2 separate regions of the Mus musculus genome follow, and region 1 is linked to region 2. The links are chromatin contacts, found by Hi-C or POLR2A ChIA-PET in ENCODE. All regions are on one chromosome and are shown on one strand. The core of a region is the stretch at or near the end of the contact, and the rest is flanking DNA. Distances in the headings are between cores, read along the strand shown. Region 1 holds the start of Lhfp (lipoma HMGIC fusion partner). Region 2 holds the start of Nhlrc3 (NHL repeat containing 3).

Region 1 (2,700 bases), core at 47-2,546, 420 kb before region 2:
CACACTTCAAGCTAGATGATTCTGGGTGTGCCCTGTGTAGTTACAGAGCAGACTCCTGGCTTTATGGACTGGCTGCCAGTAGGGCCTTCCCAGTCTATGGGTCATGCTTACCCCAAATATCTCCAGACTCTGCCAAATGTCTCCCAGGAACTATTCTTTCCTCTTCTCAAGACTATTGTGATAAACTTAATGTGTATTACATCGCTTTCCTGGGAGGCTCATTACCTGTATCCTATTCCTACAAAGGAAAGGCTTGGAATCAATCACTTAAAACCTTTCAAACAATCCTGAAACAACCTGTCTCCAGCTGATGCCGCCCAATTCAATGGTGCACTCGAAATTTTATTATGAAATATATTCCTACCCAGTTATTACTTCCAGCTGCTTTGAAAAAGGCACATCACAAAAACTGCATCTAGGCAAGTATGTACTTCAAAAGTTGCTGGTCCCAGATGGCAGCTTCCTAAAATAACTGTCCTCTGTGGAGACTCCAGAGGTCAGTCAGTCACCCACAGAATACGGCTCTGGCTTCCGAAGGGTTAAAAAGGCTGATGGCAAGTCAGAACTGGGCAGGGCCTGAGAAGAAATCAAAAGGAGCAGATTTCAGAAAGGAAATTCAAAGGTTGTGTAGATAGATGTTAAAGCTGATCATGGGTTGGGGAGTGGAGTGGGTAAGAGGCAGGGAAGGGGACGGGAGGAGAAAGGAGGGTAGCAGAAAGAGGAGAGAGGGTGAGAGGGGAGGTAAGGGAGTGGGGGGAAACCCAGGAAAGAGGAAGAGGAAAAAGAGGAAGAGAAATGTCTTGAAAGAAGTTCCCAAAGGTTTGCAGCTGTTGGGAGAGGCTGGCAGGGGAGTAGCCTGCCTTCTTTCTTTCTGGCTTTGCCCCCACGGAATCCAGCAGCCTCGCATGGCGTGCCCAGCCTTCTCTTTCCTATGTCCACACCCGTCATGCTCTCTGCCCTCCAAAGTGACCACTTCTCAAGAGCCCCTTAAAGCTCATAGACATCGCTCTCCCCATCTCTGAGGCTACTTCCCATCCTGGTCCTCATAAAGGCCGCGCGAACACTGCAGCCCCAGACCCCAGGGTTTGACCCAGAAAAGCAAACAGGGGTCGGGTGTGGCCTCGGCGCCCCCGGGGAGCTGCGGGGAAGGCGAGCAACTTTCTCCCTGGATTCTCAGTCTGTCTGCCGCCCCCACTCTCGCGCGTCCAGGACTGCGCGGCGGGGCCGAGGGGAGGGGACAGCGGCAAAGGGAGGGCGGGGAAGAGGCGGCGCGTGCCTCGCCTGCCAAAGCTGGAGCCGGCATCCACCGTGTTCCCGGGCCGCACGGCCGCAGCCGGCGGGCTCTCCGGGTGGGTCCCCCTGACCCTCCACCCCAGCTCTCCAGACTCGCCTCGATCTCCGTCGGGATAGTGGCAAAGGCAAGAAAGACAGTCTTCTTTGGTGCCGCGCTGTCCCCGCCAGGGAAAGACAGCAAGTTGTGCTGCGCCCGGGACTCGCGAGGGACCGCGGCCGCCGCCCGACCGGGTAAGTAGCGCGCCCCGGGGCCCCGTGCCCGGGTCCCTCCTGTCTTTCCGAGTGGCATAGTTCAGCTGAGGTCCTGTCGGCCTCCGGGGGGTGCTGCCTTCCTTTCCATCCTTATCCGTCCCTTTCTCAGAGCCGGCTGCAAGAACTTCCCCGTGCCGCTTTGCATCCAGAGATCATTGTGTGTGTTCCTGTGTGCTCCAGGGTGCGGTGCGTGCGTCTAGCAGTTTTGGGGGAGGATGGTGGGTTTAAGTTCATCTGGACTAGGGTAACTCACTCCAGCTGAGAAAGAGGTCCCTTTCTTCCCACTCCCCACCTTTAATGGTAACCCCCAGACCAACTCAACTTCAGCCTCTGCTCACAGCTGACACGATTTTAAAAACCGTAGCCAGAGGGAGCTCCCCTTTGGGTAGAATCCAGAACAGAGGGCGAGCAAAGTGTAGGAGACTGGAGTTTGGAAGCAGTTTGCAGATGGAACCCGACGGGGTGGGGGTGTTCTTCTGTGTTCTTTGTGGAGAGTGTAGCCAGGTGTGCAAGCCAGCCCACCTCATCGAACCCTTTTGAATAGCTGACTTGACATTAGGTATTGGAAAAGAGTGAGTGCTTGGTCTGAAATGGCCAGCAGGTGAAAGCACTGAAGCCAAGGAGTCAAAATAGGAGGCGTGAACACATTTGCCCCGGAAAATTAAGACAGAAGGCGTTTTTAGTGTTATCGAGTACTGGGGGTGTGTAACTATATATCACCCGATATATACACCCGAGTGGTGAATACTGTTAGTTAAATTTACAGTAACTGGGGGTGTGTAACTATATATCCAATGTATACACCTGAGTGGTGAATACTGTTAGTTAAATTTACAGTACTTCTGTAATTGTATGAAGTTCCCACTATCATGTTGCTTGGTTGGCACACTCATCAAGTGATGCCGAGGAGTGGCTAGAAACTAAGTGTGAACTTGCAAGCCAAATAAACAAACTACTGTATGGTCCATTTTATTTTAATATCCGGAATTATGTCTCCTGCTAGTAAAAAATGCTACATTGCTTTTAATGTGAGTATGTGAAATGAATTCACTGGCTTGGCAAATAGAAGCCATTCGTTTCTTTAAGTAAATAGCTGTCAGAGTTAATTTGGGAGCATTTTTACAGGAGATAAAGACGTGGAAAAGCTTTGAGCTA
Region 2 (2,986 bases), core at 312-2,811:
GGTGTGTCAACTGTATAATTCCAGGCTCGTAGGAAATAGCCATCCTCTGAGAACACTAATACCTTGGGGATGTTATCCCCTCTCTGAAGGCACACAAAAACAACTGCTTAGAATCACTCAATAGGAACGCTAATCTTTACTTTTGTCAGAGAAATCAAAATGAAAGTATAATAAGAAATTTAGAAGTGTGTAAAAAAAAAGCACTAACTTCAAAACTTAATAATTTCTAATGCATACAAATCTAAAATGTGCACTTGAAGCCAACTCAAAATTAAATTGCATAGTTAGCATACTATAAATGCAGCAGGCTATCTAGGTGGGAAACACTTCTTTCCTTTCTGTTCATCTTCTTTTTTTCCTTTTTGTCATGCTCAGATTGACTGTTCTTTTATTATTCCTGTCTGTTGTGATCAAACTGAATGTATATAATTAAAATTAAAAAAAAATCTCTAGTTGAAGAGATGGCTGAGCAGATGAAAGTGTTTGCTAAGCAAGACTGACACTCAGAGTTCAATCCTGGAAACCACTGGTAGTTGATAACCGCATTAACACTCTGGTCTCTCTTGACCTCACAGGCTCACATATTAAAAAAAAAAAAAAATGCATTCTACTTACTTGGGCTACGTAAACTAACCCGTTGAGGGAATCAACTGCAACACAAAATGTTGCACCAGTGAAGTATTCCGAATTCTTGGGCCAACCCAAATCCAGCCGGAAAAGAGGGTCCTCCATTCTCCAGGAAACGTGAAAAGAAAATGTCCTTGAAACCTCAAATAAAATCAAAATACTCAGATTCAGTTCGACAACCAGAAGGTAGCCGGAAATAAGATTGTATATCTAAAGATCAAAACAACCATAAGAAAAGTCTAATGATGACTTAAGAGTGTAGTAAGAGCTGGGGAAAATCCAGTGTGTGTGTGTGTGTGTGTGTGTGTGTGTGTGTGACTTAAGAGTGTAGTAAGAGCTGGGGAAAATCCAGTGTGTGTGTGTGTGTGTGTGTGTGTGTGTGTGTGTGTGTGTGATGTTTACTTATTTTTATTTAGACTTGTGTGCATGAGCTCGGGTGAGTTTATGTGCACCATGTGCCCACAAAGGCCAGAAGAGGGCATCAGGCTCCCTGGAACTGGAGTTACAGTGAGAGAGTGAGCCTTCAAGTTGGTGCTGGGAATCGAACCTGAGTCCTCTGAAAAAGCTGCTCGAGCTCCCAACCTCCGCGCCACCTCCCCAGCCCCACGTGCATTCTTTTTACACTAAATGAGAGGACGAGTCGTCAGCTGCTGAGCCCCAGGGGAGCAGGTTTGGGACCCCAGGGGCTGTACCCCTCGGTGGCACCCACACCCACAGCCTTCTGCCTGCTATTTACCAGCGAGCCACAGAAGCGCGAATGCAAAACCAGACAGGAAAGGAAGAAGGCGGCGCCCGCCAGGCAGACCCAGGCTCTCGCCATCGCGAGGGTCTGGGAGGCGAAAGTCAGCGAGGCCTGAAGCCGGCTCTAGGGCAGAGGCAGACTAAAGCACCGGGAAACTCGACCGGAGAACCGCCGAAGACTAATTCCGGGTGTCCTGCTCCTTGCTCCGCCCCGAGTCAGGCGCCCAGCGAGTGACCCTGGTCCCCACGCCGAGGTGCTCCTGGCCACTAGGATGGCGGCGTCCGCAGATCTTCCTGACCTACTTACTCTTCGCTCCTTTAAACTCACTTTCAAGAAGCAAAACAGAGCACCGAGAAACTGAAGAGTTAGGGGATCGTGACACTAAAACAATGACTACCACGCTCCGAAAAGGACTTTAGTCACGTCTGCTCCACAAGCATTCAGGCTTCTGCCGTGGACGCCTATATTCCCACACTAGGACCCCGCCCCCCCCCCCCGACGCCCCAAACTAATCATTTGTGCAAAAGCGACTTAAGGTGGCGGTGCACCATTGCGTCTTGTGGGCGCGACACGCTCTATCAAAGGTCCCCTGGAGCTGGTGGGGCATTTAGGGGAGCACCCGCTGGGCGCCTGGCCGTATGAGCGCTGAGGTGCTCGAGAGCCTCCCTTCGCAAGGCTCTGGCCCCCTTCGTCCGGCTCCTAGTGCGCCCCGGCCGCCCGCCCGCTCCCGGAAGCTACGAAAGCCCGTAACAAAGGACCTGCGGGGGCCGCCGGTTGCCGGAGCTGCGGGACCCCGGGATCGGGCGGATCGGCGGGTCTGAGCGCCCGCGGGGCCACGTGTCCCGGATCACGGCGGTGAGCGGAGCGTGGCTCGGCGGCCTTCCCCGGAGCACCCGGCTGTCGGCACCCTCCGGAGCCCTGATTTCTGCAAACGCACAAGCCCGCTCTGCTCTGAGCAGCTGAAGCTTTGTGTGAAGAAGCTACTGAAGTCTGATTTTTATTTAAAAAAACAAACAAACAACAACAAAAAAAAACCCAACTTTTTCCAAGTTTTCGTTCTGGGATTTTTTGTTTTGTTTTGGTGCAGTTTGCAATACTCTACCTCCTCGCCTCCTTTCTCCTCCTGGTGTATTATCCACGAGACGAACCTGGGATGAGCGTTTTGTAATTGCAAGAACTGTGAGACGTCACGACGGAATAGTACTCAAGATGGACAAAAAGTCCTTTGAGACGGTGCTGGATGAAATTCGAAAGGTAATTGACCTTGTTCCCTGAAATTCGTCTGAGATAATAATGGTCGTGAGTTACTTTCTTTGAGGTGTTGTGTGTAGTCAGCAGAGGAACTTGAACTTTCCTGTGTAACGTAAGAACTTGCATCTTGGTCCGTTGCACCGCTTAAATAGAAGATAAACCACCTCACTGCTAAACTTGGGAAGTCATTGTGGTACGGGAATTACGTTTGTACTACCTACAGCCCCGGAGCCAACTGTAAATCCGTAATAACTGAGCTTTTGGTTGACTGACATTTATTCAATGTTAACATGGTTCGGTAACAGGAGTGACTAGGCACTGGAAGGGATGCCGAGAAAGTTCTTTTCCAGATCTCTTCCCCTGCCT

What was found. A loop is a pair of places that touch in the nucleus more often than their neighbours do. ChIA-PET counts read pairs that join two places held with the same protein, here RNA polymerase II (POLR2A).
Region 1: POLR2A ChIA-PET joins it to region 2 with 20 read pairs in Patski. The contact joins the promoter of Lhfp here to the promoter of Nhlrc3 in region 2. A Hi-C loop is called at or near these places in 4 of 37 maps with a recorded cell type or tissue (T-helper 17 cell, T-helper 2 cell, mature B cell and 1 more). POLR2A ChIA-PET finds 5 or more read pairs at or near these places in 2 of 5 experiments (Patski and embryonic stem cell).

The regions. Positions count from the first base shown.
Region 1 is chr3:53,040,251-53,042,950 of GRCm38, forward strand. Lhfp (lipoma HMGIC fusion partner) reads left to right here and starts at 1,297. Exons shown (of 4, transcript NM_175386.3): 1 at 1,297-1,524.
Region 2 is chr3:53,461,697-53,464,682 of GRCm38, forward strand. Nhlrc3 (NHL repeat containing 3) reads right to left here and starts at 1,562. Exons shown (of 7, transcript NM_172501.2): 1 at 1,364-1,562; 2 at 616-768; 3 at 1-83. The coding sequence starts at 1,447. It overlaps Proser1 (proline and serine rich 1), which reads left to right and starts at 2,099. Exons shown (of 13, transcript NM_173382.2): 1 at 2,099-2,623. The coding sequence starts at 2,579.